Regions from separate parts of the Homo sapiens genome. Here all the other regions are linked to region 3. A link is a loop called in an ENCODE intact Hi-C map of the cell type or tissue named here. Cell type or tissue: PC-3. All regions are shown on one strand.

Region 1 (4,000 bases), 100 kb before region 3:
ACTTTATCTCTTAATCCCATCATCATTGTAAGCTGAGGATGTATGTCAGGACCCTGTGATGATTGTGTTAACTGTATAAATTGTTTGTAAAACGTGTGTTTGAACAATATGAAATCAGTGCACGCTGAAAAAGAACAGAATAACAGTGATTTTCAGGGAACAAGGAAAGATAACCGTAAGGTCTGACTGCCTGCAGGGTCGGGCAGAATAGAGCCATATTTTTCTTCTTGCAGAAAGCCTGTAGACAGATGTGTGAGCAGGAGAAGTATCACTTAATTCTTTTCCCAGCAAGGAATATTAATAATTGAGACCCTGGGGAAGGAATGCATTCCTGGCGGGAGGTCTATGAATGGCTACTCTGGGAGCGTCTGTCTTATGTGGTTGAGATAAGGACTGAAATATGCCCTGGTCTCCTGCAGTGCCCTCAGGCTTGCTAGGATTGGGAAATTCCAGCCTGGTGAATTCTAGTCAGACTAATTGTCTGCTCTCAAACCCTGTTTCCTGCTAAAATGTTTATCAAGACAATGTGTGCACAGCGGGACACAGACCCTCATCAGTAATTCTAATTTTGCCCTTGCCTTGTGATCTTTTATTGCCCTTTGAAGCATGTGATCTTTGTGACTTACTCCCTGTTTGTACACCCCCCTCCCCTTTCAAAATCCCTAATAAAAACTTGCTGGTTTTGCGGCTCAAGGTCGCCATCACGGTCCTACCAATATGTGACGGCACCCCCGCAGGCCCAGCTGTAAAATTTCTCTCTTTTTACTCTTTCTATTTCTCAGACCAACCGACACTTAGGGAAAATAGAAAAGAACCTACATTGAAATATTGGGGGCTGGTTCCCCTGATATTTGAAGGATAGCTTTGCTGGGTACAGTATTCTCAGTTGCAAGGATTTTTTTCTTTCTTTCTTTCTTACTTTTAGCACTTTGAATATGTTATTTCACTCCCTCCTGGCCTGTAAGGTTTCTGTCACCAGACGTATCAGAGCTCCTTTATATCTTACTTGCTTCTTTTCTCTTGGTACTTTGAGGATCCTCTCTTCATCCATGACCTTTGTGAGTTTATTATATGCCTTGGGGTAATCTTAATTGGATTGAATTTTCTTGGTGTTCTTTGACCTTCTTTTACCTGGGTGTTCATCTTTTTCTAGGTTCTGAAAGTTTTCTTTTGATTATTTCTTTGAATAAACTTTCTAACCTGTTTCTTTCTCTGTTTCCTCTTTAAGGCAAATAACTCTTAGCCTCTTTGAAGCTGTTTTCCAGATCTTGTAAGTGTATCTCATTCTTCTGCATTTTTTTCCTCTGACTGTGTGTTTTCAAGTAGCCTGTCTCAGAGCTCACTAATTCTTTCTTCTACTTGATCAGTTCTGCTGTTGAGACACACTGAAGCATTTTTCAGTCATCCATTATATTTTTCAGCTCTAAGATTTGATTTTTTTCCCCCATTTTAATCTCTTTACTAAATTTCTCTTATAAGTTTCTGAATTCCTTCTCCATGTTTTCTTGAAGTTGTTAAGCATTCTTAAAACAGCTATCTTGAATTCCCTGTCTGAGAGGTCACATATCTACACCACTCCAGGATTGGTCACTGGTGCCTGCTTAGTCTGTTTGTTTAGGGTGAATGTTTTTTCGAACATGTTTTCTCAAATGTCCTCGATGCTTGTGAACATTCGTCAGTGTTTGGGCATTGAAGAGTTAAATATTTATTCCAGTCTTCACAGTCTGGCCTTGTTTGTACCTGTCCTTCAGAGGGCCTTCCAAGAATTCAAATATGACTGAGTGTTGAGTTCCCTAAGCCTGTGGTCACTGCAGTTGTTTCAGCACTAGAGGGCACCCTAAGCCCAGGTGTGCTGCAACTCTTACAGATACCTAGATACCCAGCATTGATGGACTTGGGGAAGATAAGGGAACATTCTCTGGGTTCCCAGGCAAAGTTTCTTGCTCTCTTCCCTCTCTCTCCCCCAGGTAGAGGGAGTGTCTCTCCACAATAAGCTGCCTGAAGTTAGGGGAGGGTAATGTGGGCACTCCTGTGGCCACAGCAGCTAGCACCATGCTGGGTTACACCCAAAGCCCATGGCCTCCCAGACCAGCACAGTACCAGGGCTCACCCAAGGCCTGTGGCCACCTGACTGCCGCTGATGCTTTTTCAAAGATGAGGCTGCTTTAGTCAGCAGGTGTTGGAGCCAACCAGGACTTGGGACTTAGGTTGTTCATGCCACATGAGCAGATTCCCTTCTTGCCTGGGGTGGGTCTAGAAGTGCTCTTCCACAGCAGCATCCTGGAAGTGGGGCTTTCGGACTCTGCCTGGTCCTTTGTTTTATTGTGGGTGGGCTGGTGCCTGGTTGCGAGACAAAGTCTTCTGTATTTTTGCTTTTCCTCCCTCCAAGTGTGGTCTAGCCGCTGGTGAAATTTATTTGTGGGCCTGAGGCCATTTTAGTCAGCTGACTTGGGTTCCTCTCAGTGAAGAAGCTGATTCCCCTCTGGCCCAGATTTGGTCTAAGTGCTCCCTCCTTGGGCACTGGCAGAATTCTGCCTGATGCTGTGACCGGGTGTTACTGAGTTGCAATGTGAAGTATCACACTCATTTTGCTCTGCTTCACCCAAGCACACAGGTTCTCTTTCCAAGCTGTGCTGCCTGGGACTCGGGGAGGGGTGGTATAGGCAGTGTGTACTTCCCACTCTATTCAGTCAGTCTCCTCTTGTTATTATGCTGAAGCCAGGTACTGTGATGTCTCACCTGATTTAGTTTTTATGAAGGTGCTTTTTTGGTGGATAGTTCAGTTTGATGTTCCTGCATTAGATGGGGAGGGGATGAGATTCTGTTGGGCTTTTTTTTTCTCAATTTTAAGTTTTTGTAGGTACATGGTGGGTGTATATATTTATGGGGTACATGAGGTGTTTTGATACAGACATGCAATGCTTAATAATCACATCATGGAGAATAGGGTATCCATCCCCTCAAGCATTTCTTTTGAGTTGCAAACAATCCTATTATATTCTTTTAGCTATTTTAAAATGTACAATTAAATTATTATTGACTATAGCCACACTAGTTTGCTATCAAAGAGTAGTAGGTCTCATTCATTCTTTTTTTTTTTGAGACGGAGTCTCACTCTGTTGCCCAGGCTGGAGTGCAATGGTGCAATCTCAGCTCACTGCAACCTCCACCTCCTGAGTTCAAGCGATTCTCCTGCCTCAGCCTCCCAAATAGCTGGGATTACAGGCTTACACCACCATGCCCGGCTAATTTTTTTATTTTTAGTAGAGACGGGGTTTCACCATATTGGCCAGGCTGGTCTTAAACTCCTGACCTCAGGTGATCCGCCCACCGTGGCCTCCCAAAGTGTTGGGATTACAGGTGTGAGCCACTGCACCTGGCCTGAATTCATTCTTTCTAACTATTTTTTTGTACCTGTTAACCATTTCCACCTCCCCGTTCAGCCACTTTGCCCTGCCGCCTGCTCCCTCTTGTAACTTTTTATTATAGGAAATTTCAAACATACACAAAAATAGAATAATAATATAATGAATCCCCATGTATCTGTTCATATTTTCTCTATTGAACCCCCCTTTATTTCTGGATTATTTACAGCAATGTCCAGATAGTATATTATTCATAAATGTAGCTGTGGAGTTTTGTTTTTGTTTTTCATGCCAGCTGTGTTGTTATTAACTACAGGAAACATGCAAAAACAGGTACAGGTACATAAAATGAACCCCTAATAAGGATTATGTTGAAATACCTTTTTTCAGCTTGAAGTTGCCAAGAGAAGCTTTTAACCAGGGAAGCTGTAGGACTAAAGCCTTTAAATCTTTTTTCCTCAGACTAGGAAGCTTGTGGCATTAGTACGTGATGCCTCATCACAACTAGAGCGTTTGTTGATTGGCGTAGGAAAGTCTCAGCTGTTGTCTTTGTGCTTTGAAGAGTAGCGTGTTTATAGCCCTCACATGCTGTCTGTTCATTCCCTTATTTCTCCTTTTCCTCCTAAATTTCTTCC
Region 2 (4,000 bases), 500 kb after region 3:
ATTTGACTATTTGAGGTTTCTCCCCAACGTTTTAGCACTTTGAAAGGAGAGATTGAACCTTATTCTTCTTTAAAAATTCCCCACACCTACCACGTGTCTGGCAGAGCAGATGCCTCATAATGTTTGGTGAGTTAATTTATGAATGGATGCTTGCTCTGAGTATGTAATGTAATTGCTGTCTGTTTCTGTTTACTTCTATGAAGGATGTTAATAAGAAAGATGTATCAAGTTTGGAAACAATAACAAATACAATTCAAGTGTCTTAGATGAAGTATTTAAGTTGCTGCAGTAAAACATTTTGAAATTTAGGTTTTACAATGTTCATGCTACCAAAAAAGTTAATATAAATAAAGTCTTAGATTTAAAGCCAGAAGATCATTTTCAAATCTTAAAGTCTTGATATATTTGAGAGGGAAACTGGAGAACTTGGAATATTAGATAAGATGGGCATAATTTCACATCATCTTAAAAATAGATTATTAGATCTATTGGGTTTTTTCAGGCAAAAGTTAAAAGTATCTGTTTGAAAAAGAGGAGAAATGAGGAATACTGCTATCTTGGCTTATTTATTTTGGCATTAATTTTTAATTCCAAGGACCTCAATTAGCACATTTCTGTAAACTAAAGGGAAAAAATAAAGAAATACCAACTGGATAATACTTAGAAGTTTCTTCTGTGGGATCCTTTTTGGATAATCTTTAGTTAACAGGGACTTACCTATCTCATCAACTGGCTTTACCATTGTTATGCTGGTTGAGTTGATTTAAAAATAATTTCTTATACTGGAAAAAAATGACAAAATATTTCTCTGAGAAATAAAGTTTTGAACTAAATTGATTTAATGAAATTTTCCACTCTGATAAAGAAAATACTATACAAAAGATTTCTACTTTGTGATTATTATGAACAATTATATATACATGTGTATAGATATAATTTACAATTATATATGTATATACATTTATTTAAGACCTCAAAATGTTTTCTATATTGTAATTACTCCAACCCAACTCTTAGGTGGGACTTCAAAATATAATAATTATTGAGAGGAAGACTGTATTTTATTCATCCTTGTAACCTCAGGTCTAATACTACACATGGCTCACTATGGGTTTTCAATATATGTTGATGGGTGGATGGATGAATTAATGCATAGGTGGATGCATGGATAGATTTAAGGATGGATGCATAGATGGATGGGCATAAGAAAACCTCATGCCTAGCCCAAGCCATGTCTTTAAACTTTAGCATGACATCTTCAATGAATAATCTCACCTGATTGTTCTACTGTTTGCTCCACTGCCAGAATATTCCGTAAGAGTCTATAATATTCAATGCCTACTCCCATTCTAAAATTCTGCATATTTCTTTAGTTATACCATTTTTCCCAATTTATGACTACAAAACCATTATCCACTAGGATTTCAATAAAAGGGAAACAATTTTTAAGATACGAACATGTTCAATAAGTGGCTGATGTATCAAATATATAAAACAAAGTAGATTTCTTTTATTGATAGAAGTGAATTTTATGGATTTTCCCAATTCCCCTTTCTTCCACTATTGTCATCTTATTTCACTGGGATTAACTTACAAGAAACTATGAGAGTAGTGGAATCACTTGCATGAATGATTACTGCTTATGTATACTTGATAAAAAATAGAACCTGTGTTCATTGGATATCCAAATGGAATTTAGATATAGCATTTAACAAACGGCAACATAAGTTTCAGTTCTTGTTGGACAATAAAAATGAGAGAAAACTCCAAGTAGTGATGTATAAGCATGCTACTGTGGTTAAATTGGAAAACTGTACATAGTTTCTGTTTGAATCAATTTCAGGAATTCAGGATGTTATAAACTGTATACGAATACAGAGTCAACATTTTAAGAAAAGTTGAAACAGGAATTGCTTGATAATCTTGAAAATATGCATGTATGTATGTTTGTTTAATGACTAAATGTATACTATTTGAGAAAGTAAATAAGGAGGGTAGGGGGCAGAAGCCAGATTCAGATTTTTGTGTGATGAAGAATGAATAAATGAATGTTTAGGAGTTGAGGAAATGGAAGAAGTGTTTTCAAGATGAATTGTTATGTACTTAATATCGTTTATTCATTTATTGAACAAATATTTATAGAGTGCCTACAATGTGCCAGAAACTATTCGAGATACTACTATAGAAATTCTTGCTTTTAATATTTATCTAGATTCCTTCCAATATCCTGACCACTAAATTACTTTACTTCCTTTCCTTAGACCTCTGCCCAACTTCAGCTAATCACTCACATTGTCATACCCCTGACTTTGTCATTCCATACATTTGTATACCTCCCATAATCTCATTTTCAGTTACTCTACCTGTTGTTCATCACTTCCTCCCTTTTTCACCCTAGTTCACTGCCTCGACTGCCCTAACTCTAAAAATCCTTTGACCCCACTGAAACTTTTTTTTTGTTTGTTTGTTTTTTATTTGTGAATTATTTATTTTTCCTATGCATTACAATGAAGTCAGTGTAATTCCTAAAAGTATTACTTGTTTGCATGCTGAAATGCCTTCTTTTTTTTTTTTTTTTTTTTTTTTTTGGGTATTCATGCATTTATTTTTTATTTTTTATTTTTTTATTTTTTTGTTATACTCTAAGTTTTAGGGTACATGTGCACATTGTGCAGGTTAGTTACATATGTATACATGTGCCATGCTGGTGCGCTGCACCCACTAACGTGTCATCTAGCATTAGGTATATCTCCCAATGCTATCCCTCCCCCCTCCCCTGACCCCACCACAGTCCCCAGAGTGTGATATTCCCCTTCCTGTGTCCATGTGATCTCATTGTTCAATTCCCACCTATGAGTGAGAATATGCGGTGTTTGGTTTTTTGTTCTTGCGATAGTTTACTGAGAATGATGGTTTCCAATTTCATCCATGTCCCTACAAAGGACATGAACTCATCATTTTTTATGGCTGCATAGTATTCCATGGTGTATATGTGCCACATTTTCTTAATCCAGTCTATCATTGTTGGACATTTGGGTTGGTTCCAAGTCTTTGCTATTGTGAATAGTGCCGCAATAAACATACGTGTGCATGTGTCTTTATAGCAGCATGATTTATAGTCCTTTGGGTATATACCCAGTAATGGGATGGCTGGGTCAAATGGTATTTCTAGTTCTAGATCCCTGAGGAATCGCCACACTGACTTCCACAATGGTTGAACTAGTTTACAGTCCCACCAACAGTGTAAAAGTGTTCCTATTTCTCCGCATCCTCTCCAGCACCTGTTGTTTCCTGACTTTTTAATGATTGCCATTCTAACTGGTGTGAGATGATATCTCATAGTGGTTTTGATTTGCATTTCTCTGATGGCCAGTGATGATGAGCATTTCTTCATGTGTTTTTTGGCTGCATAAATGTCTTCTTTTGAGAAGTGTCTGTTCATGTCCTTCGCCCACTTTTTGATGGGGTTGTTTGTTTTTTTCTTGTAAATTTGTTTGAGTTCATTGTAGATTCTGGATATTAGCCCTTTGTCAGATGAGTAGGTTGCGAAAATTTTCTCCCATTTTGTAGGTTGCCTGTTCACTCTGATGGTAGTTTCTTTTGCTGTGCAGAAGCTCTTGAGTTTAATTAGATCCCATTTGTCAATTTTGGCTTTTGTTGCCATTGCTTTTGGTGTTTTGGACATGAAGTCCTTGCCCACGCCTATGTCCTGAATGGTAATGCCTAGGTTTTCTTCTAGGGTTTTTATGGTTTTAGGTCTAACGTTTAAATCTTTAATCCATCTTGAATTGATTTTTGTATAAGGTGTAAGGAAGGGATCCAGTTTCAGCTTTCTACATATGGCTAGCCAGTTTTCCCAGCACCATTTATTAAATAGGGAATCCTTTCCCCATTGCTTGTTTTTCTCAGGTTTGTCAAAGATCAGATAGTTGTAGATATGCGGCATTATTTCTGAGGGCTCTGTTCTCTTCCATTGATCTATATCTCTGTTTTGGTACCA
Region 3 (4,000 bases):
AAAATAAATTCTTAATTCTCTGTGATGTTGCTTTTACTAAAGACAGTCCTTGAACTCAACATCTTTAATAAGCTTTATTTACTCAAAACATGCACTCTTTTATATGACTTTCGTGCTGGTTTAAAAACTGCTGAAGATCTTTCACCATTGTGTCTTGTGGTTTTATGATATAGAACATACACACACATAAGTAAGAATTAATTCTATTAAGGCAGAATGAGTCTGCCTACCTGTACTCCCTCCTGTTTTGAAAATGGGATATTGAATCAATATCCCAAGCATGATTGACTTCATCTAAATATATTTCCAAAGCAGTACATGGAAGGAGTCTTTAAACTTTTTGAAGATAAAAAAATGAGGAGTCTACATAATCTGTTAAATAGTCAACATAAGCAGAATCATATGCAATAAACTATAAATCATATCTAGTGGGATTTTGATATTAATTTACAACTAGTGTGTAACTATGAGAGTTTGCTTTATTCTATCAGGCATAGATTTCTCTTTTCACATAATGTAGATCCTGATGATCTTCCATACAGGAGTCATGATAAAACTTCATGCAACAGAGTACCGAGATAAAAGTCCTCTTTAAAATAGTGAAGGGAATGTTGAGAACATGAGGATTCAAACAAAGAGGGGATAAGTAGTCTACATAAACTCTTGGTGAAACAAGAGAAAAATGAAGATATGAGAGCCAATATGCATGATAGATGCTCCATCTTGGGACATCAATTGGGTCCAGTAAGGAGAAATTCTTTAAAGCATGACACACTCCAGGGTTGTTAGGCGGAGTCTTTGGCTTGCTGAGTACCTTCTTGTCTGGCTTCATAGCATTCCTTTTTATGATTCCAAAGTATTGTAATTCTCAGGGATCAGAAACTTCTGGAAAGAGCCATGGTTATTTAAGCAAAGAAGATTAATTTCCAGCTTCCCAAGCTTTGGCGGAACAAAAGCACAAATTATTCCATAGAAAACTGAGGAGCCCTGGTGGCCAGAGGTCATCAGTGCTAGCGGGTGGTCAAGAAGAACTTTACAAGGAAACAACAGCCCTGGGTATTGGCTCAGAGAATAATACCGTATTACTATCACCCAAGTTCTTGCTATTCCTTCTAGCTGGTATGCTTTGGTGGCAATCCATTCTCTTCCTCCTTCTCTCTCTCTTTCTTTCAAAATGTGCATTGGTACTTTTCACTGTCTCCATACACCTTGATGCCATTGCCTCCCACTTGAATGTGATCTTTTTGTTTATTTTTATTTTTTAAAAATTTTACTTTACGTTCTGGGATACATGTGCAGAACGTGCAGGTTTGTTACATAGATATACATGTGCCGTGGTGGTTTGCTGTGCCTATCAACCCGTCATCTAGGTTTTAAGCCCCGCATGCATTAGGTATTTGTCCTAATGCTCTCCCTTCCCTTGCCCTCCACCCACTGAGAGGCCCCGGTGTGTGGTGTTCCCCTCCCTGTGTCCATGTGTTCTCATTGTTCAACTCCCACTTATGAGTGAGAACATGCGGTGTTTGGTTGTCTGCTCCTGTGTTAGTTTGCTGAGAATGATGGCTTCCAGCTTTATCCGTGTCACTGCAAAGGACATGAACTTTCTTTTTTATGGCTGCAGAATGTGATCTTTTTAATGCCCTATTATTAGTTGAAAATAATATATGTATCTTGATAAAGTAAATAGGTTTACCCCAAAAGACAAATTCCTTGATAGTTTAAAAGGATATAAATTCGTCAATGTCTTCTAATGTACTTTTCTCCAGCCTGTTATCTTTTGAACTTACACTAGGGGGCACTGTTGAGTTATAAACGCTCTCAACACTGTTTGCCTGTTTTATATTAATGCTGAACTTGCAACTCCTTTCATTTATGTCAGTATTTCACCTTCCGTACTAACAGTAGGATATGAAAAAGACGTGTGGATTTGCTTCCAGCACAGAAAAAAATAATGATGACTTAGAACAGTGCTTGTTGGAAGGTGGGGAAAGAAAAAAAAATGCATATTTGTGAAGGAGTGCTAATTTTTTTTTCTTTTGGCATTTTTGGATTATAAATTCACATTAGTGATACAGCCAATATACAAACCACAGTTGTAGCAACCAGAGAAAGAAACAGGATATGACCCCTTTTGTAAGATGCTCATAATATTCCCAAGGAGGCAGGAGAAAACTCCATTCATCTGTAGTTTATTCAGAATGTTCTTTTCTGTTGCTTGTCATTTTGGAATGGATTTAACTGTTGCTAAAAAGTTACAGGAACAACAGCCTCATAGCTAGAAATCATCTGTTTCTTTACAAAACAAGTTCATCTCAGATCAGCCACATGACTTGCCCCAGCAGTGCCCAGCCCTCTGACCCGAGTCTTGCTGGAACAGCATCTCTTTTGGGACTGAGAAAGAATTTACGTTCTAAGTTCTTCCTGCTATTTCCAAGTTTGGTGCCTGCTGTGATGGAGAGTTCTTTTTCCTTTAAACCAGATACTGAAAAGTAAACCTAAAAACCCAAATCCATTCAACAGAGAATTAAATGTGCAGATTTGGGATAAAATAAGCCACAAATATTTGACCACTATCATGATATACCAGTGCAAAAATTTACAAAAATTGGCCAGGATGATTGAGTTTTCTCAGTAGTAAAGCTAACGTAGCATCTAAACTGTTTGCAATATTATTTAAGCTGAACTTCAAAAGATTCTTACATTAATTTTTGACCTTTTGTATTAAGAGTCAGATCTAAGTCTGTTTTATTATCTATACTTAATATAATTATTATCATTTTACAAATATTTTAGAAATGATATGCCCTCATTAACTTCCATTAAAAACCATTTATTAAAAACACACATTTGTTTATGTAGTCGCTATGCACAACCCGTTTTTTGTGATTCTTGTTGACCCCATGTCCACTCTCCACTAGGCACCAAATATACCCAGGTTTGCATCCCAGCCCAGCGGGTGTATTTGATTCTCTGAGTCTCACATTAATGAGGATAATAATACCTTCATCATAGTGGCTTTGTACGAATTAAATGACGCATTAATGTAGAGTAGCCAAGTTGGCAAAGTATTCAATGGGATCTAGTGTGCTCCTTTTTGTATTCACTTAAGAACGGCAATGATGTAATATACAGAAACAATGGGTCCAATCTGCTGCATTGTTGTGTGTTCCCATATGATCCTAGAAAAGTATCACAAAGGCAAAAAAAAAAATTAGAAAGGGGGAATGCTTATTTCTTACATTATGATGTCAAAGAAAAAAACATATATGCTGTTTAAAACCTAGAATAAATTTGAACTATTTATAGAATAAATTTGAGCTATTTATACTCCTGAATATTTTAATCAGTTTTGTGAATAACTTTAGATCAAAGAAATGAATCAAATAATCAACAGAAATACAGTCTGCATTTTTTTAATGCTTCAAATTCATATTTAGAACATTTGAGTACTTCATACTTACATGAAGTACAGCCATTTTGGAAAACAGCGTGGAGGTTCCTCAAAAAACTAAAAATAGAATTGCCATGTGATCCAGCAATTCCACTTCTGAGTATATATCCAAAGGAAATGAAATCAGCATGTTGTAGACATAGCTACATTCCCGTGTTCATTGCAGCATCATTCACAATAGCCAAGGTATGGAAACAACCAAAGTGCCCACTAATGGATGAATGGATTAAAAAACTGTGGTATATGTATACAATGGAATACTATTTAGCCTTTAAAAAGCAGAAAATTCTGTCATTTGCAACAACATGGATGAACCTGGAGGGAATTATGCTAAGTAAAATAAGCCAGGCCCAGGGTGACAAATACCACATGATCTCACTTATATGTGGAGTTTTGAAAAAGTTGAACTTGTAGAAATAATGAGTAGAATGATAGTTACCAGAGGCTGGGAATTGGGGAGGTAGATAGGGAAAGAGGAGATATTGTCAAAAGACACAAAGTTTCGATTAGACAGGAGGAATAAGTTCTGGTGATCTATGCACAGCATGT
Region 4 (4,000 bases), 850 kb after region 3:
ACCATCTCACACCAGTCAGAATGGCTTTTTTTTTTTTTTAATTTTTGTATTTTTTGAGATGGAGTCTCGCTGTGTCGCCCAGGCTGGAGTGCAGTGGCATGATCTCGGCTCACTACAACCTCTGCCTCCCAAGTTCAAACAATTCTCCTGTCTTAGCCTCCCAAGTAGCTGAGACTACAGGCGCATGCCACCATGCCCGGCTAATTTTTTGTATTTTTAGTAGAGATGGGGTTTCACCATATTGGTCAGGCTGGTCTTGAACTCCTGACCTCAAGTGATCCACCCACTCCAGCCTCCCAAAGTGCTGGGATTACAGGCCTGAGCCACCCCGCCCCTGGCCAGAATGGCTATTATTAAAGAGTCAAAAAATAACACATGCTGGCAAGTTATAGAAAAACATGGATCACTTATATACTTTTTTAGGAATGTAAATTAGTTCAGCCACTCTGGAAAGCAGTTTGGAGATTTCTCTAAGTGTATATCTTAAGAGTCGCAGCTTCCAGCACCTTCTCACAAAAATAGTTCAGAAACAGTGATCTTATTCTCAATTCCCTTGTTAACCCACATTATAATTATTATAATATTGATGATATATTCTAATAAAATAGACTAGGATTTACTACTTTATAAATAGTAATGACCCCATAATATTATTATGGAGAGTACTGAGATCATCTAAATCATCCAGCATTGTACCTAACTCATCATTATTATACTAAAAAGATATCTGAATATATATTTTAATATGTGTGGGTATATAATTTTCTATATTTTAAAAAGTTTAGTAAAATCCTGATAACATTTCAAAGGAACCAGATTCTAATAATTTTATTGTGTATCTAAAAACAACTTCCATAAAGACATAAAAATGTTTAACATAACTTACAGTAGTAATCATTTGGAACAACTCATATATTTTCTCTATTTCACATCCATGCAACACTGGTAGTCCCAGGCTTATGAAAAGATATATTGAGTTTATACAGTAAAATTGCATTTCATCTGGAAGTGTAATTTGAAAGTTTATATATAGGGAGACATTTTAAATAGTCAAAGTTGCCTTGAAAATCCTTCAAATAAGCCATCAAGTAGAGTGGACTTGATATTGCACTTGATAAAGTGATAGCATACTCTATCAATTATAGTGGACAGGCATGCTGTTTAGAAATATGCCTATTTTACCTCAACAACAGAAGAAATCATTTTTATCTTATGAACACCAAAGCGTGTGGCTTGCATTTAGGGGCCACATCACACATATCTTGAAACAAATTTCTCTCAGCTTATATTCTAAGAGGTCCACATGCTGTGAGACCAACTGCAGACCAGCAGACTCATCACCCCTAACCAAGGGTGTGTATTCAACAGCTGGAACCACATCCAGATTGCTTGCCTGGTTTCCATTTTCTTTCTCATGCTCTTTCCTCTCCACCGTCTGCCTATGGTTGCATTTCCTTAGACAGTATTAAAATTATGCACCTGTATCCTACAATTCTTTATTTAAAATTCCAAATCTCATATTAGCGACACCTGGTGTTGAATCATAGTAAAAACTTGTGACAAGAATGGCAGACACATACTATGAGAAAAGTAGAACCAAGTTTCTAAATAAAATAAATATACATTTACTAGATGTGAAATGTATTATGTATGTTATTTATTAGACATTAAATTTATTTTGTGGGTTTACTGTGAAAAAACAAGTGTTCATAATGGTCTGTATGAAAGTGTAGATTTTATGTTAGATTTACTGTTCTCAAAAAACAACCTTTATTATGAAATTTCCTTTTAGCATATTTTAATGTCAAGGTACATAAATTATTAGATATGTGTTACATAATGCCATGAGTTATAAATTTAAGCATCCTTGAACTCTTCAACCCAACGAGTCTTTGTACGTCTTTTCTTGAACATGAAGATTTATGGTTCTAGGCTCATTTCTGTGCCTGTCCTTGGCAATGTCACAGACCTCTTTGGATCTGTTTCTAGATGTGTAAAATAAAGGCTATGAATAACATTAGTTGTTCCCAAATTATGTTCACACAAAACATGGGACAGCTGCACAGAAATTTGGCTGTGTTTCCCTAATTTGCAGAAGAAAATGAGTTATTTTCTTCATTCAATATATTTCTCCCATAATTTTTGCCAACTTTGTAACTGTAATGCTGTAACTGTTACCACTTAACTCTAAAGGGAATAAACTCAAAAAGAGAACAACTAGCAAACAAATAAGGAGAAAAAATTTAAAACAAAATCACACATCTTTTTCACTAAAAAAAATATGGTCAGATATTCGTGGTTATCATTTTCCATTGCATGCTGAATATGTTAGGTTTCTTGCTAGAAAAATTTTGCAGTTCACAGAATAGAAGAAACATTTTATTTCAACATGTTTGTCACAAACATGTTAGCCATGATTTCCAATTTCCCTATTCCAATGCCTGAACAACTTGCTTGGAAACTATTGGTCTTAAAGTTCTGTCAAGTTTTCTCCAGCTCAAAGATGAATGATTCTTTGCAGGTCAGCGGTGTGAAGAAAATATAAATGAGTGTAGCTCCAGTCCTTGTTTAAATAAAGGAATCTGTGTTGATGGTGTGGCTGGCTATCGTTGCACATGTGTGAAAGGATTTGTAGGTAAGATGTTTCCAGTCTTCCTATGTTGTCTTAAAATCTTGTAAACCACCACAAATTAGTACATTTCTTAACATATATATTAATGTGAATTTTTGGATTTTATTACTGTATGGTGATTATGTAAGAGAAAGTCCTCATTTTCTGAGGAAATACACACTGAGGGGTTTGGGGTAAAAGGGCATGCAGGTCTGCAATTTACTCTCAAATGGTTCAGCAAAAAATAATTTGTGTATGTGGTGTGTGTGTGTAAAGGCAAACTTTCAAGAAGGAACTGGAGACAAATCATGTAATATCATATTGCAAACAGATGTACAATAATATGGTTTAAAAGTGTATGCTTAATTTCTAAAGAGTAAATCCAAGAAAGTGTCCAGTGAAGGAAAAAGGCAAGATCAAAGAAACAGGCAAGTTTTGAATGGAATTTACTAGCTTTATTTCTTAACATTATCTCAATTAGATGTCTATTACCAAACTTAATTTCAACAAAAAGTAAGATTTAAAAAAGCAGATTATCGGCTGGGCATGGTGGTTCACGCCTGTAATCCCAGCATTTTGGGAGGCCGAGGCAGGTGGATTACTTGAGCTCAGGATTTCAAGACCACCTCGGCCAACATGGTGAAACCCTGTCTCTACTAAAAAAAAAATACAAAAATTAGCCAGGTGTGGTGGTGGGTGCCTGTAGTCTCAGCTACTCAGGAGGCTGAGGCAGGAGAATCGCTTGAACCTAGGAGGTGAAAGTTGCAGTGAGCCGAGATCGCGCCACTGTACTCCAGACTGGGAGAGAGAGCAAGACTCTGTCTCAAAAAAAAAAAAAAAAAAAACAGATTATCAAAAACTCAGAGTCCACAAAAAAATGACTTACAAAAGCCAGAGCCCATTACAGAATGGATCTCAAACCAGTTTGATGGGCTCCACAGCCTCCATTCCAATCCTCTAGAAGCAGCATCCTCCAGGGAGTCAACACTTTAGTTACAGTGTTCCCAGGGAGTTAATCATTTGGGCTGTTTCTCTTCCTTCTCCATCCTCAGGCCTGCATTGTGAAACAGAAGTCAATGAATGCCAGTCAAACCCATGCTTAAATAATGCAGTCTGTGAAGACCAGGTTGGGGGATTCTTGTGCAAATGCCCACCTGGATTTTTGGGTACCCGATGTGGAAAGAACGTCGATGAGTGTCTCAGTCAGCCATGCAAAAATGGAGCTACCTGTAAAGACGGTGCCAATAGCTTCAGGTAAAAGGCTAAGTCTGATTCTTTTCACTGTTTTTATTTTTTAAACTATTCAGTGATTCTGCAGCCTTTATGGAGTATTGCTTTGAGTCTCAAGTCAGTCATTCTCAAATGCTGGCCCGAGGATAGGCTACAGCT
Region 5 (4,000 bases), 330 kb after region 3:
TGTCATGGCTGCCATCTCTACTTCCATCCCTGTAATTTCACAGCCCCAGGTAAGGGCTTCAAACTAGCAGAGGTCTGAGGTAATCGTAAGTTTGTCAAATATTTAAACTGGGTTTCAGGAAGTGTATTTGACTCTAGGGATCATGTATATCTCTCTCGCTATCATTTGGTGTGTATTCGAATAATGGTGCTTTTGTGAGTGAGGTGCCATTTCGTTCAGGAAGCAGCTGGAACAATGAACAAGTGATTTTAGTGAACTGGCCTCTGTTCATAGGAGGCCTTGGTTTTCAGTGCTTAGGATGTCTGACATTATAGGCATCAAACTCTAAATCAAAGTAAGTCAGTAGTAAACCCTGCTGCTTTTCCTCTCTTGGCTTTTTTGTGGGCCGGGGGGTGGGGTGGGGTTTAATGAAATATATCAGAATGGATCTAATTTTATAACAAGTTTTCTGAGGGCTGTCTTGTTGTCCTCCTCCTATACTTACTCTTTTGCCTTGATCTGTTCTAGGAACTTTGAAACAAAATGCAATTCCAGAAACTTCTGAGCAGCAATCGTATGAGTTATTTTTTTCTGTCCAGTGAAGAGCAGTAATACGGCAGGGACATGGTCTTTGTTCAGATGATTTTACAGCCTGATTTAATCAGGCATTGGCTGGACTCTTTCAGATTCACCAGGCAGCAGGGTACAATGTGGAAACAGACTTTGGAGTCATAAGGCCACAGTTCACATCCCTGCTCCTCTGATTGCAGGATAAAGAGCCCTAGTCATGCTAGCTTCTCTCAGCTTCAGTTTCCTCTCATGTAATCATTCCTCACATGATGGTTATATGGATAAAATGATGGTTCATATACATGAGGCATACAGAGGTGCTCAGCAAGTGTAGTTTCCCATTTACTCTTCATTTATCTTCTTTCTATAGTGTGACCTCCTTTCTTATTTGTGACAATCATTTTTTGGCCAACTTTATTTTTATTTATTTATTTTTTTGAGAGAGAGCCTTGCTCTGTTGCCCAGGCTGGAGTGTAGTGGCATGATCTTGGTTCACTGCAATCTCCACCTCCTGGGTTCAAGCGATTCTCCTGTCTCAGCTTCCTGAGTAGCTGAGATTACAGGCGCCCGCCACCACGCCCAGCTAATTTTTGTATTTTAGTAGAGATGGGGTTTCACCATGTTGGTCAGGCTGGTCTTGAACTCTTGACCTCAAATGATCCACCTGCCTTGGCCTCCCAAAGTGCTGGGATTACAAGCCTGAGCCACTGTGCCCGGCCTCGGGCAACTTTGAAGAAAAAAGCATACTTTCAAGAAAGAGCCATACTGATTGAAATTTGAACTTGATACAGAACGTTGTTCCACACTGTTTTTTTCAGTATGATTTTGCAGGCTATTCAATTTTGTATGTATTTTAAGTAGGGGTTTGTGTGTTTGTGAGAGAAGGAGAGAAGGAGGAGAGGGAAAAAGGAGAACAAGGGGCATTTTTCCCTCATATAGTATAGTGTTTTCTCCTCAACACCATTTGGGATGTCATCATTGTTATCAACCTTGGGATTTTATCATATGAATAAAGCCCTTTATTCATATCATATGAATAAAGAATAAAGTACTAAGGCCTTTAGTATTATTTTCCAGAATGTTTAGTGTTACCATCGTCATACGCATTCCTCTTTCTGGTAAGTGGACCATTGTCCTTTCAACACTTCATTTACTTTGGGTGTTTGGTTTCCCTTATCTTCAATAGACTTTTTTGGTGTCTGAGAGACTTGGAGAATGGGCAAAGAGATTTAGTGCCTGTTACCTGAGGTCACCATTTCAAAGTCCACTGCAGCTGTTCCCATGTAATGACTCTTCTTAGTCCTTTCGTGAAGTGAGTTAGGCTAGTGCGGGTTTTCTAGACAGGGCATTTCCACATCCCGGTTTGCTGCTGTCATCTTTCAGCATTTCCAACAGCATCTTCTTATCTATATATCTTCTCTGTTACACAAGCTCCTATCAGCTGGTGAGGAATAGAAATACCTCTAAATGACTCATTTAATTAAAATGTTTAACACTGCCCAAAGGAGAAAGAGGTTCTATTTCATACAATCACTGGGGGAAATGTGTACTCTCGTAAATTCTCTGTGGGAAAGTAAATTGGTACAGTCACTCTGGAGGGTAATTCAACAGTATCTATTAAAATTATACACTTCTGCACATGCCCTGCTCCTGTCTTGGAATCTACATTAGAAAACCACTCACACATGAGCCCAAGGAGTGTATAAGGAATGTATAAAGATATTCATTGAAGCATTGGTTGCAAACCAAGAAGTACAAAATTTTGTGAATATCCAATAGTAGAAAGACTTAATGAATTCAGGAATGTGGACATGATTGAAATACTATTCAGTCATTTTATTTATTTCTTTTTTTTTTTTCTGAGACAGAGTCTCATTCTATTGCCCAGGCTGGAGTGTAGTGGCACGATCTTGTCTCACTGCAACCTCCACCTTCTGGGTTCCAGCAATTCTCCTGCCTCAGCCTCCCAAGTAGCTAGGATTATAGGTGTGTGCCTCCATGCCTGGTTAATTTCTGTATTTTTAGTAGAGACGGGGTTTCACCATGTTGTCCAGGCTGGTCTCAAACTCCTGACCTCAGGTGATCTGCCCATCTTGGCCTCCCAAAGTTCTGGGATTACAGCCATGAGCCACTGCGCCCGACCACTATTCAGTAGTTTTAAAATGAGGATGTCTACACAGCTATATATTACTCCAAGATATCGTATGGAGGAAAAAGAAAGCAAGACGCAAAATAGTACTTATGGGAAGATACCATTAAAATTCTAAAACAAGACTGTGTATTTTTAGGGAGAAGTATATGGTACATTAATGGAAATGGATAATGAAAGTCCTAGAACATACATTCTTAACATAGTTATATTGCCCCAAGAGGACAAAAATTGGGTTTTGGGAGATGAAAAAAATCCCTCCAGAGCTTATACCTCTATCCAACAAAATCTTATTCCTTAGTATTTAGTTTTTTCTCATTAGAAAAAATTTAAATGTAATTAATTTTTCTCCTTAAGGATCACTAATGAGAAAAAAATATGGCCAAGAAACACTGGTTTCTTGAGGGAGGCACATAGGCTCACCAGTCACCCTGCTTCAATTTACTAATTACCTGAGCCTGAGGGGAAGGTATCCACCCTCTTAGTGCCTCTATTTCCTTACCCACGGAATGAGCATAGCATTAATGAAGCCAACCTGATAGGGTTATTTTAAGGCGGAAATGAAATAATTTCTATAAAGCTCAGAATAGTGCCTGGCACATATTCTGGGCACATATTGCCCAGTGCATATTAGCAAGCATTGTTATTATTGCTCAGCAAGCCTTGTGGCAGGGCTGGGGGATACAAGAATAAATAAGAGAAATAAGTTTTGCCCTGCCAGAGTTTACAGATATAGTGGGAGATACACAGATAAAACAAAAAGTTACAACGCTTTGTCACCCATGCAGGAATGCACAAATACAGGAAGTATGGGTGCTCTGGGAGGAAAGTGGAGACCCAAGAAAAGATTTAGAGGATCAGGGAAGGCTTCTTGAAGGAAGACCACTAGGCTGAGGACAAATTAATATGAGTTATTTTGGTAAAGGAGAAGAAAAAGCATAGGTGAATGTCAAGTGTCCCAAGGTATGTGTGTGTGTGAGAGAGAGAGAGAGAGAGGGAGCAAAGCATTTAGAATTTTGTTTTGGATGGTTGCACTACAGTGGGGCATGAGATTGTAAACAGTGATGTCCCTAGAGCCACCTATACCAACTCACAGAAGCAGATTGTTAAATTTTCAGGAATTTCGCGAGCCAATTGACTTCATGCCAGCAGCTTGAAATCAGCCACATGGAATAGTTATACTGCAGAAATCGGCAAGTGCTAGAATTAGCATAAATGGGTTAGGTTATAAAGTTGGAGATTTTACAGGGTCTTTCAAACCGTATTAATGAATTTAACATTGATCTTAAAAGAAGTCTTTGT
Region 6 (4,000 bases), 280 kb after region 3:
TACATTTGTTAGAGAATCTATCTTGTTGAAGTTCAAAAGGTGTGGTATGCATTGTGCATATGGTCCAAGAACATGCTTCTTACCCATTTTTTGTACTATGTAGTTAGTGGAAATAATGCCTTGACTTTGGCTGCTTTTTCCTCGTATATTTTTAGTGCTATTGCCAATTTTTGTCTTTGTGTGCACCTTCTTGAGCATTTTAACTGGAAATTGTGATGAGTTTTATTGGGACATTTAGTTCAGTGGCTTTCAAACTTTTTAGTCATGACCCATAGTTAGAAATGTTTGTCCATACATTTGAATGAGACATTAGTTGTATATAGTTTACTACACATAGTAAACTCTGACATTTTCTTTTCTATTTTTTCCTATGATAATTTGTTCATTTTCATTTTAAAAAGTACTGGTTATAACTCATACATTTTGAAAACACTTATCTAGTCATGAACTGCAGTTTGAAAGACACTGATCTAGTCTGTTGCTGTGCTGTCTAAAATCAGGTTCATTCATTTTTCAACATCCATTTGTTAAATACAGTATCGGTTATTTTGCTAGTAGCTGGGAATAGAGTGATGAGTAAAGCAGTCGTTATCACTGGTGGCATGAAGCATAGAGTCTAGTGGGATGGAGCATATGAACCAAAAAAAAAAACATCCAAATGTATAAATACTCTGCATGATAAATTCTGTGGGGGAAAAGAGCAAAAGCGATTAAATGGGGAACCTCATCTGACTTTGGGGGTGATTCAGGATTTCCCTGGGGAACTGACATTTGGTTAGGTCTGCAGATGAGAATGTGTTAACTCTGTGAAGGACTGAGCAGGGGTGTGTGCGTGGGATTGCAGAGTCATGGAAGAAATAGTAACAGAAGCAAAATAGAAAACCGGAAGGGAAAGACAGGTGGAAGGCAATCTTCTTTGATGAGTTGGCATTTTTTGTGATACTTAGTAGGCCTTCCTGTTTGTGGCTTTTTTTTCTTACTTGACAAAAGTCAAATAGGAATGTCAAGGATTTTTTGGGGGAGATGGGTGTTGGTGTTTGTTGAAGTAGTTTTGTATTAGAGCAATATAGTATATTGCTAAATAGCAGGGTTTTTTTTTTTTTTTTTTTTTTTTGTTGAGACGGAGTCTTGCTGTGTCACCCAGGCTGGAGTGCAGTGGCGCGATCTTGGCTCACTGCAAGCTCTGCTTGCCGGGCACGCCATTCTCCTGCCTCAGCCTCCTGAGTAGCTGGGACTACAGGCACCCGCCACCATGCCCGGCTAATTTTTTTTTGCATTTTTAGTAGAGACAGGGTTTTACCGTGTTAGCCAGGATGGTCTCGATCTCCTGACCTCGTAATCCGCCCGCCTTGGCCTCCCAAAGTGCTGGGATTACAGACTTGAGCCACCGCGCCCGGCAATAGCAGGGTTTTTTGAAGGCTTGCTCTGTATGAGGAGCTGTACAAAGTTGTGTTCGATATGCAGGAGAAATAGATTTGGTTGGATTAAAAAATACTTTTATATAATATAATTACCAATTTAGTAACTATGCATAATTTGTAAGAAATTATAACACTGAAGTTAAGTTTTTTGTAAGTGAAGATCAGATGGTTGGGTGAGTATTTCATTGCTTCTTGTTGATTTGAATATAATGGTAAGAATTATTACTGCACTAGGATTTTTGTTTTTTTTACCTTGGTAGGATTTTAGTGTTCATTCCCCCCACCCTCTTTTAAAACTGAAGAGTTTAAAAGAAAGATTTTAAATTAGAAGTCCATAAAGTAAGTTGGAGACCACGTGAGATGGGAGACCATGATTCAATTGCCAGTTCTTCCATTGCTGTGCATGATACCCTTGACAATACCCAACCTTTGAGGCCCTGGGAGCCTTGTCTTAAAATGGAGGACTTGAAATCAGTTTGCAAGAATCATTCTCCCAGTCCTATTATTAGTATTAAGTGCCTTTATGCTTTCTATTTTCAACTTTGCTCTGGCTGTTTAAAGACTTGGCACCCCACCATTTAACTAACCTAGTCCAACAAGCTCAGGCCAAACTTGGGAGAACTCCAGGTATTTGCATCTTTCTGTGTCTTTGTGGGGTCAGGCTCAGGTGGCACTAATTCCTTCACATTGGGCAACACTACTAATGCTTCTCATTACAACATGGAAGAATGGGTAAAGATTAGAATTCTCTTGAGACTTTTTTTTTTTTTTTTTTTTTTTTTTGTGACGGAGTCTCGCTCTGTCACCCAGGCTGGAGTGCGGTGGCGGGATCTCTGCTCACTGCAACCTCCACCTCCCGGGTGGTTCAAGCGATTCTCCTGCCTAAGCCTCTTGAGTAGCTGGGATTACAGGTGTCTGCCCCCACACTCAGCTAATTTTTGTATTTTTAGTAGAGACAGGGTTTCACCATGTTGGTCAGGCTGGTCTTGAACTCCTGACCTCAGGTGATCCACCCACCTGGGCCTCCCAAAGTGTTGGGATTACAGGCGTGAGCCACGGCAACTGGCCTAAATCTTTTAAGACTTTATATCATAGTTTGCAGTTTGACAACACTTGGAATTAATTTTTTTTATCCTTTCAGATTCAGCAAACATGGAAAAATATGATTATCTTATGTTTATATGCTGGATGCTTGCTTTGGAGAAATATGCAGCATCTAAGTTATATATATTCCACATTTTATAAAAACCCATTGGATGAGGGTGATATTATTTTAAAAAGATTTTAAAGGGCTAAGGAATCATATGGAAGATGAATTCAATTTTAATGACTACACCAAGTTTAAGGAATATTTTATAAGAAATGGGCTTATGTGAAAGAGAATTAAAGGTACTTGGCAATTCAGCTTATCTTTTCTTTTTCCTCCTAGCTTTATTGATGTATAATGACAAGCAAAACTGTATTTAAGTTCTACTTATGATGGTGATATACATATATACTGTGAAATGAGTACTATTAAGTATCGTCACCATGCTGTACGTTAGATCCCCAGAACTTACTCATAACTGGAAGTTTGTACCCTTTGACCAGCATCTTCCCTTTCCCCCATCAACTCAGCTTTTCTTACCAGTATATTAAATCATTTGATTCAAATACATTTCAACATTATTTTTTTGTAATTCAATATATTCAGTCTTTCAAGTTCATTTATTGTAACGTGAATATGTTATTACACTCGTTCTTATTTTTTGTTTAGAAATCGAGGGAAGAAAGATGAGATGCATGCTTTTTCTGTTTGTCTGAACTCTGCTGAATTCCTCATTCATAGTAAAATATTTACTCAGGAAGTCCAGGTAACTCTGGAGATTTTACTTAGTGTGTTTTGGTGCTGATTCATCAGTTGATTTTTTTAATTTGTTGTTAAATATCTTCTTAAGCTGATTATTATATGGAAACCAGCCAGGACTCCAGGCTCCTGATCTGAGACAAGGCAGGGGCAGGTCACACAGGCACAGGCAATGTTTGGCAATGTGTAGGTCCAAGTAGGTACTAGGCACAGGTGCTCAATGCTAGTACTAGAAACAGGTTGGGTGTGAAGGGGCTGGGGTCATGGGGTTAGGGTAGGTTCAAGGTAGACAAAGCCAGGAAGAGGCACAGAGCATGTAGATGCCTGGCCTAGAATTCCATAAAAGGCATTCTGGATAGCCCTAAGAGAGAAGTGGTGTAGACAAAAGTCTAAAGCTCCCAGGAGAAATTTATTTTCAGAGTTGGAAGCATCAGTTGAACTTCGCTGATTGTTCAAGGGAATCTCAACACTCAAGCAGGGGTTTAGTCACCATGACCTTGGGACAAAGTCCCAGCTTCTCTTCAAGTGTTTGGTCATCTTAAAGTAGAGGGCTTTGAAATCACAAATTCTCATCTGATTCAGGGATTAAGAACCTTGTTGAATACTATTTCTCTAGGAGCAGGAATTAGCTGAGGTCTCATGACTAAATGTATTCTTTCTACAAGAGATTTATTATAAAACATATTTAACATTTGCTATGGACTGGATTTTCTCCCTAATATTCATGTTGGAG
Region 7 (4,000 bases), 680 kb after region 3:
ATGAGAGTGTTTAGGAAACTGAAAGTATATGCTAGAGTTTTTTTTTTTTTCATTTCAGCTGTTTATTTTAATTTATTTTTTTTTATACTTTTAAGTTTTAGGGTACATGTGCACAACGTGCAGGTTAGTTACATATATATACATGTGCCATGTTGGTGTGCTGCACCTATTAACTCGTCATTTAACATTAGGTATATCTCCTAATGCTATCCCTCCGCTCTCCCCGCACCCCACAACAGGCCCCAGTGTGTGATGTTCCCCTTCCTGTGTCCATGTGTTCTCATCGTTCAATTCCCACCTATGAGTGAGAACATGAGGTGTTTGGTTTTTTGTCCTTGTGATAGTTGGCTGAGAATGATGGTTTCCAGCTTCATCCATGTCCCTACAAAGGACATGAACTCATCCTTTTTTATGTCTGCATAGTATTATTCCATGGTGTATATGTGCCACATTTTCTTAATCCAGTCTATCATTGTTGGACATTTGGGTTGGTTCCAAGTCTTTGCTACTGTGAATAGTTCTGCAATAAACATACGTGTGCATGTGTCTTTATAGCAGCATGATTTATAGTCCTTTGATATACCCAGTAATGGGATTGCTGGGTCAAATGGTATTTCTAGTTCTAGATCCCTGAGGAATCGCCACACTGACTTCCATAACGGTTGAACTAGTTTACAGTCCCACCAACAGCATAAAAGTAGTATATGCTAGAGTTTAAGGAACTATTCGATTAGATTAAGGGCTTCATGAAGGATAATGGAGTTAAGATTTTTTTTATTTTAGATTTAAATAATGACAACCACACCAAAGATAAAATCACTATTAGTAACTCATATCCTTTTAGGCATTTTTGTGTGCATATACATAACATATAAACATACATACAATATACACATGCATATCCATTTCTAAAAAAATGGGAAAAATCTTGTATATACTTCTCACCTTTTAAAATTTTTTTAACTTACAAAATATAACTTTAACTTCTACTTGGTATGTTATAGACTTTTCACAAGCCAATGAACATTTAAATAAAATATAATTTTAATTACTGAGTAATATTACATTTTTGATGGTACTGAATTTATATAATACATCTCCACTTGTTGGACATTTAGTTAACTTATTTTTTCTACTGCTTTATTGTTATAAAATATGCTTTGGTGAGACACTTTATCTTAGGATTAGTTCTAAAATGCATTTTATGTACACTATTCTCAACATATTATTAATTGAAAACAAGTTGCAAAATTACTATGACATAGAACGTTGGAAAATGGTACAATTGTTAAATCCAAGCATTCATGAGAACACCAATAAAATATACGTAAAATTCCAGTAATCTACCTGAGAATAAAAAACACAGACATTCATTATTATGAAGGACAAATGAGACATACTACAGAAAAGGAAGAAATTGCTTAAGTAGTGAGAGACTATAATCCAAAAAGACAGGCTGCAAATGAGCAAAAAGATGGAAATAATTGTACCACCTAGAGGCACAGTAGCAAACTTTTGAAGAAATTGAGAGATTTCCTTGGCTAAAACCAAAAGAATATTCCAGAACCACAATAACAGGGAAAGGTAAAATATTTTAAGAATTCATCTAGACAAGAACTCAATTAGAGATCACTATCTGAAACCCCCGAGGTTTCAGCTTTCAGGGGTGTGAGGTCTGAGGTCTGAGTCCTAGGAGATCTGGGAACAGGTGATAGTCAATGTCAAAAACCCCATTTTCTTAGATACAAAAAGGTTTTCTCCTATGCCTACACAAGATACCAAATGAATTCAGAATGTAATTCTCATAGTCCAGGGCAATAAAAAATATATAATTCTAATGGTTACCAGATTGCAGAAGATATTTATTGATGATGTTTGCTGCTAAGCTAACATCTTTCTACAGCACCACATTGTAAGTTTTAGACTATAAGCTGTTCATAGGGTTTTCATACCTAAAGATAACACTGACACCATCACCCACTTTGTAAAGGGAATCAGAGAAATTTCTAATAAACGAGATGCAATTGCTATCACCACTATTTCTTACTAGGAGTTTTCTGTGATAACACAATTGAAAAGTCTCTATAAACTGTCCACGAACAAATGCTAGTATTTATTGGCACCATTTATGGCAGTTGCTCCAGCTTACCCTTCTGCAGGTGGGAGGAGATGGGTAATGCATTTAGTCTTGGGAATTTGGTCTTGATATACCAAGGTAATATCTAATAGGACAAATACAAAACTGTCCAGGAAAAATCCCAAGCTCACACACCTGAGCATTCATACTCACCACAAATAAGGATCTGGGAATAGATGGCACTTGATTTTCTCTTTTGAAGTTCTTCAGAGTTAAGCCACTGGAGGGCAGCAGAGACAGGATTTTAATACACAAACTTCAGTTTCTATTCATTGACCAGTTCATGGATTCATTAGATACGTAAGTGCCCATGAGGTGAAAGGCATTCACCTTTTATGACAGTCATATTGTATGCTTTTTCATTAATTATCTATTAAGAAAGAATATTTGACAGATATTTCTATTTGAATCTCTACTGGATTGAAATCTATATATTTTTTGACAGTACAATTGAGAACTCATAAAATTAGTTTTAAAGCTAGCAAGAAACTTATGGAACACCCATATCTACTATTTCTCTCTTGAACAATGTCATTATCTTTTCTGCTCTATCTCATATATAAAAATGTTAATTGGTTTTCTTTTCTATGTGCTCATTCTCAAAGTTTGGAAAAATATAGAAAAGTAAAAAAATGAAAATAAAATTCAACCCTTAATACTATCATTAGTGTTTCAATACAATGCTTCCTAGTTGAATATGCATAGATGTATGTTTATTTCATTTACATATTTGATCTTAGAATCTATAGAGGTTAAAGTCATAGTATACTAGATTGCCATATCATTATCAATAAATATTTAAAGAAATGTTATTTATGAATAAAGTTGTTTTAGAAATACAGCTGTATACATGTGATACTGAGCAAGCCAAAATATTTTACCCAAGCAAATGCAATTATCTCTCTACTGAACATATTTATTTCTCTAGATTAGTTAATTTGTTATTATTATTCTGCTTCCAAAACAAGAAAAATATATTTAAGTTGATCTTGGAATTGTTTTGTATTTCAGTCCATCATAATGCACTAAAGTAAACAAGAAGAGTAAGTCACACACTCTTCTCCATAAGAAAAATTAAGGCATTACTGATTTAAGTTGGAAATATTTTAATAGTAAATTAGAATTTAAATGTAGTGTTTAAAAAAGAGTATGATTAAGTATGTGCATTTACCATCAAATATTCCAACCCATGTAGTCAAGTGGCAAGGCAAATGAATGCCTCCCTCGTCTTTACACCCTTGCCATTTTGAATGACCTCACTCAGAGAGACAGGAAGAATGCATGGCTCACTCTTCCACTTCCTCATTCAGCCTTTTTTTTACCAAGGTATGCCAAAGTGCTATTTCACATAACGAGGTTTCCAGGGCAAGCAAAGTATATTTCCTGTCCTCAAGGGGTTTACAGTCCAGTAGAAGAGGCAAGGAAATAAATAACTGGCTGTGTTATGTGCTGCAAGGTGGAAAGCATAGGTCACTATGGTCATCTGACTTGGCATTGTTCCTTAGGGAAGGTTTCACTGATAAGATGTTTATGTCAGAAACTAAAGGGTAAAGAAAAGAAGTCAGGTAAAGAGGCCGGGAACGGTGGCTCACGCCTGTAATCCCAGTACTTTGGGAGGCCTCAGGCAGATCACTTGAGGTCAGGAGTTTGAGACCAGCCTGGCCAACATGGTGAAACCCCGTCTCTACTAAAACTACAAAAATTAGCCAGGCATGGTGGTGCATGCCTGTAATCCCAGCTACTTGGGAGGGTGAGGCAGGAGGATCGCTTGAACCTGGAAGGCAGAGGTTGCAGTGAGCCCGAGATTGCACCCCTGCACTCCCACCTGGGTGATAGAGAGAGACTCTGTCTCAAAATAAATAA

Evidence for each region. A loop is a pair of places that touch in the nucleus more often than their neighbours do. Peaks named below come from ENCODE experiments on the same cell type or tissue, not always from the same donor. Only the 100,000 strongest peaks of a DNase experiment are listed, where the experiment ranks them.
Region 1: a loop joins it to region 3, with 12 times the contacts of the local background. A loop is called at or near these places in 3 of 110 quality-filtered maps.
Region 2: it touches region 3 in a loop (10-fold over the local background); 4 of 110 quality-filtered maps call a loop at or near these places.
Region 4: a loop joins it to region 3, with 10 times the contacts of the local background. A loop is called at or near these places in 10 of 110 quality-filtered maps.
Region 5: a loop joins it to region 3, with 5 times the contacts of the local background. A loop is called at or near these places in 6 of 110 quality-filtered maps.
Region 6: a loop joins it to region 3, with 6 times the contacts of the local background. A loop is called at or near these places in 37 of 110 quality-filtered maps.
Region 7: it touches region 3 in a loop (7-fold over the local background); 82 of 110 quality-filtered maps call a loop at or near these places.

The regions. Positions count from the first base shown.
Region 1 is chr9:111,398,037-111,402,036 of GRCh38, reverse strand. The region is part of intron 24 of ECPAS (Ecm29 proteasome adaptor and scaffold); the gene reads left to right. Among named protein-coding and RNA genes, the nearest start is that of OR2K2, 70 kb to the right of the region's middle. RefSeq lists an enhancer at 2,168-2,694. In PC-3, a CTCF peak has its summit at 1,829 (motif pointing right); a DNase peak (open chromatin) is centred at 1,826.
Region 2 is chr9:110,795,751-110,799,750 of GRCh38, reverse strand. All of the region lies in intron 14 of MUSK (muscle associated receptor tyrosine kinase), which reads right to left. Among named protein-coding and RNA genes, the nearest start is that of MUSK, 130 kb to the right of the region's middle. In PC-3, no CTCF peak of the experiment used is centred here; a DNase peak (open chromatin) is centred at 1,950; H3K4me3 peaks cover 587 bases; H3K27ac peaks cover 2,602 bases.
Region 3 is chr9:111,297,331-111,301,330 of GRCh38, reverse strand. No RefSeq gene overlaps it. Among named protein-coding and RNA genes, the nearest start is that of MIR7702, 28 kb to the right of the region's middle. In PC-3, a CTCF peak has its summit at 1,791 (motif pointing right); a DNase peak (open chromatin) is centred at 1,830; H3K4me3 peaks cover 561 bases; H3K27ac peaks cover 908 bases.
Region 4 is chr9:110,449,924-110,453,923 of GRCh38, reverse strand. It overlaps SVEP1 (sushi, von Willebrand factor type A, EGF and pentraxin domain containing 1), which reads left to right. Exons shown (of 48, transcript NM_153366.4): 23 at 2,522-2,635; 24 at 3,664-3,865. Among named protein-coding and RNA genes, the nearest start is that of TXNDC8, 110 kb to the right of the region's middle. In PC-3, a CTCF peak has its summit at 1,525 (motif pointing left); no DNase peak of the experiment used is centred here.
Region 5 is chr9:110,968,122-110,972,121 of GRCh38, reverse strand. It overlaps LPAR1 (lysophosphatidic acid receptor 1), which reads left to right. Exons shown (of 6, transcript NM_001351411.2): 4 at 1-49. The coding sequence starts at 5. Among named protein-coding and RNA genes, the nearest start is that of LPAR1, 68 kb to the left of the region's middle. In PC-3, no CTCF peak of the experiment used is centred here; a DNase peak (open chromatin) is centred at 2,021; H3K27ac peaks cover 2,928 bases.
Region 6 is chr9:111,020,168-111,024,167 of GRCh38, reverse strand. All of the region lies in intron 2 of LPAR1 (lysophosphatidic acid receptor 1), which reads left to right. Among named protein-coding and RNA genes, the nearest start is that of LPAR1, 16 kb to the left of the region's middle. In PC-3, no CTCF peak of the experiment used is centred here; no DNase peak of the experiment used is centred here; H3K4me3 peaks cover 670 bases; H3K27ac peaks cover 3,559 bases.
Region 7 is chr9:110,622,008-110,626,007 of GRCh38, reverse strand. It overlaps LOC105376218 (a long non-coding RNA gene), which reads right to left. Exons shown (of 3, transcript XR_007061731.1): 3 at 866-4,000. Among named protein-coding and RNA genes, the nearest start is that of SVEP1, 44 kb to the right of the region's middle. In PC-3, a CTCF peak has its summit at 2,355 (motif pointing right); a DNase peak (open chromatin) is centred at 2,367.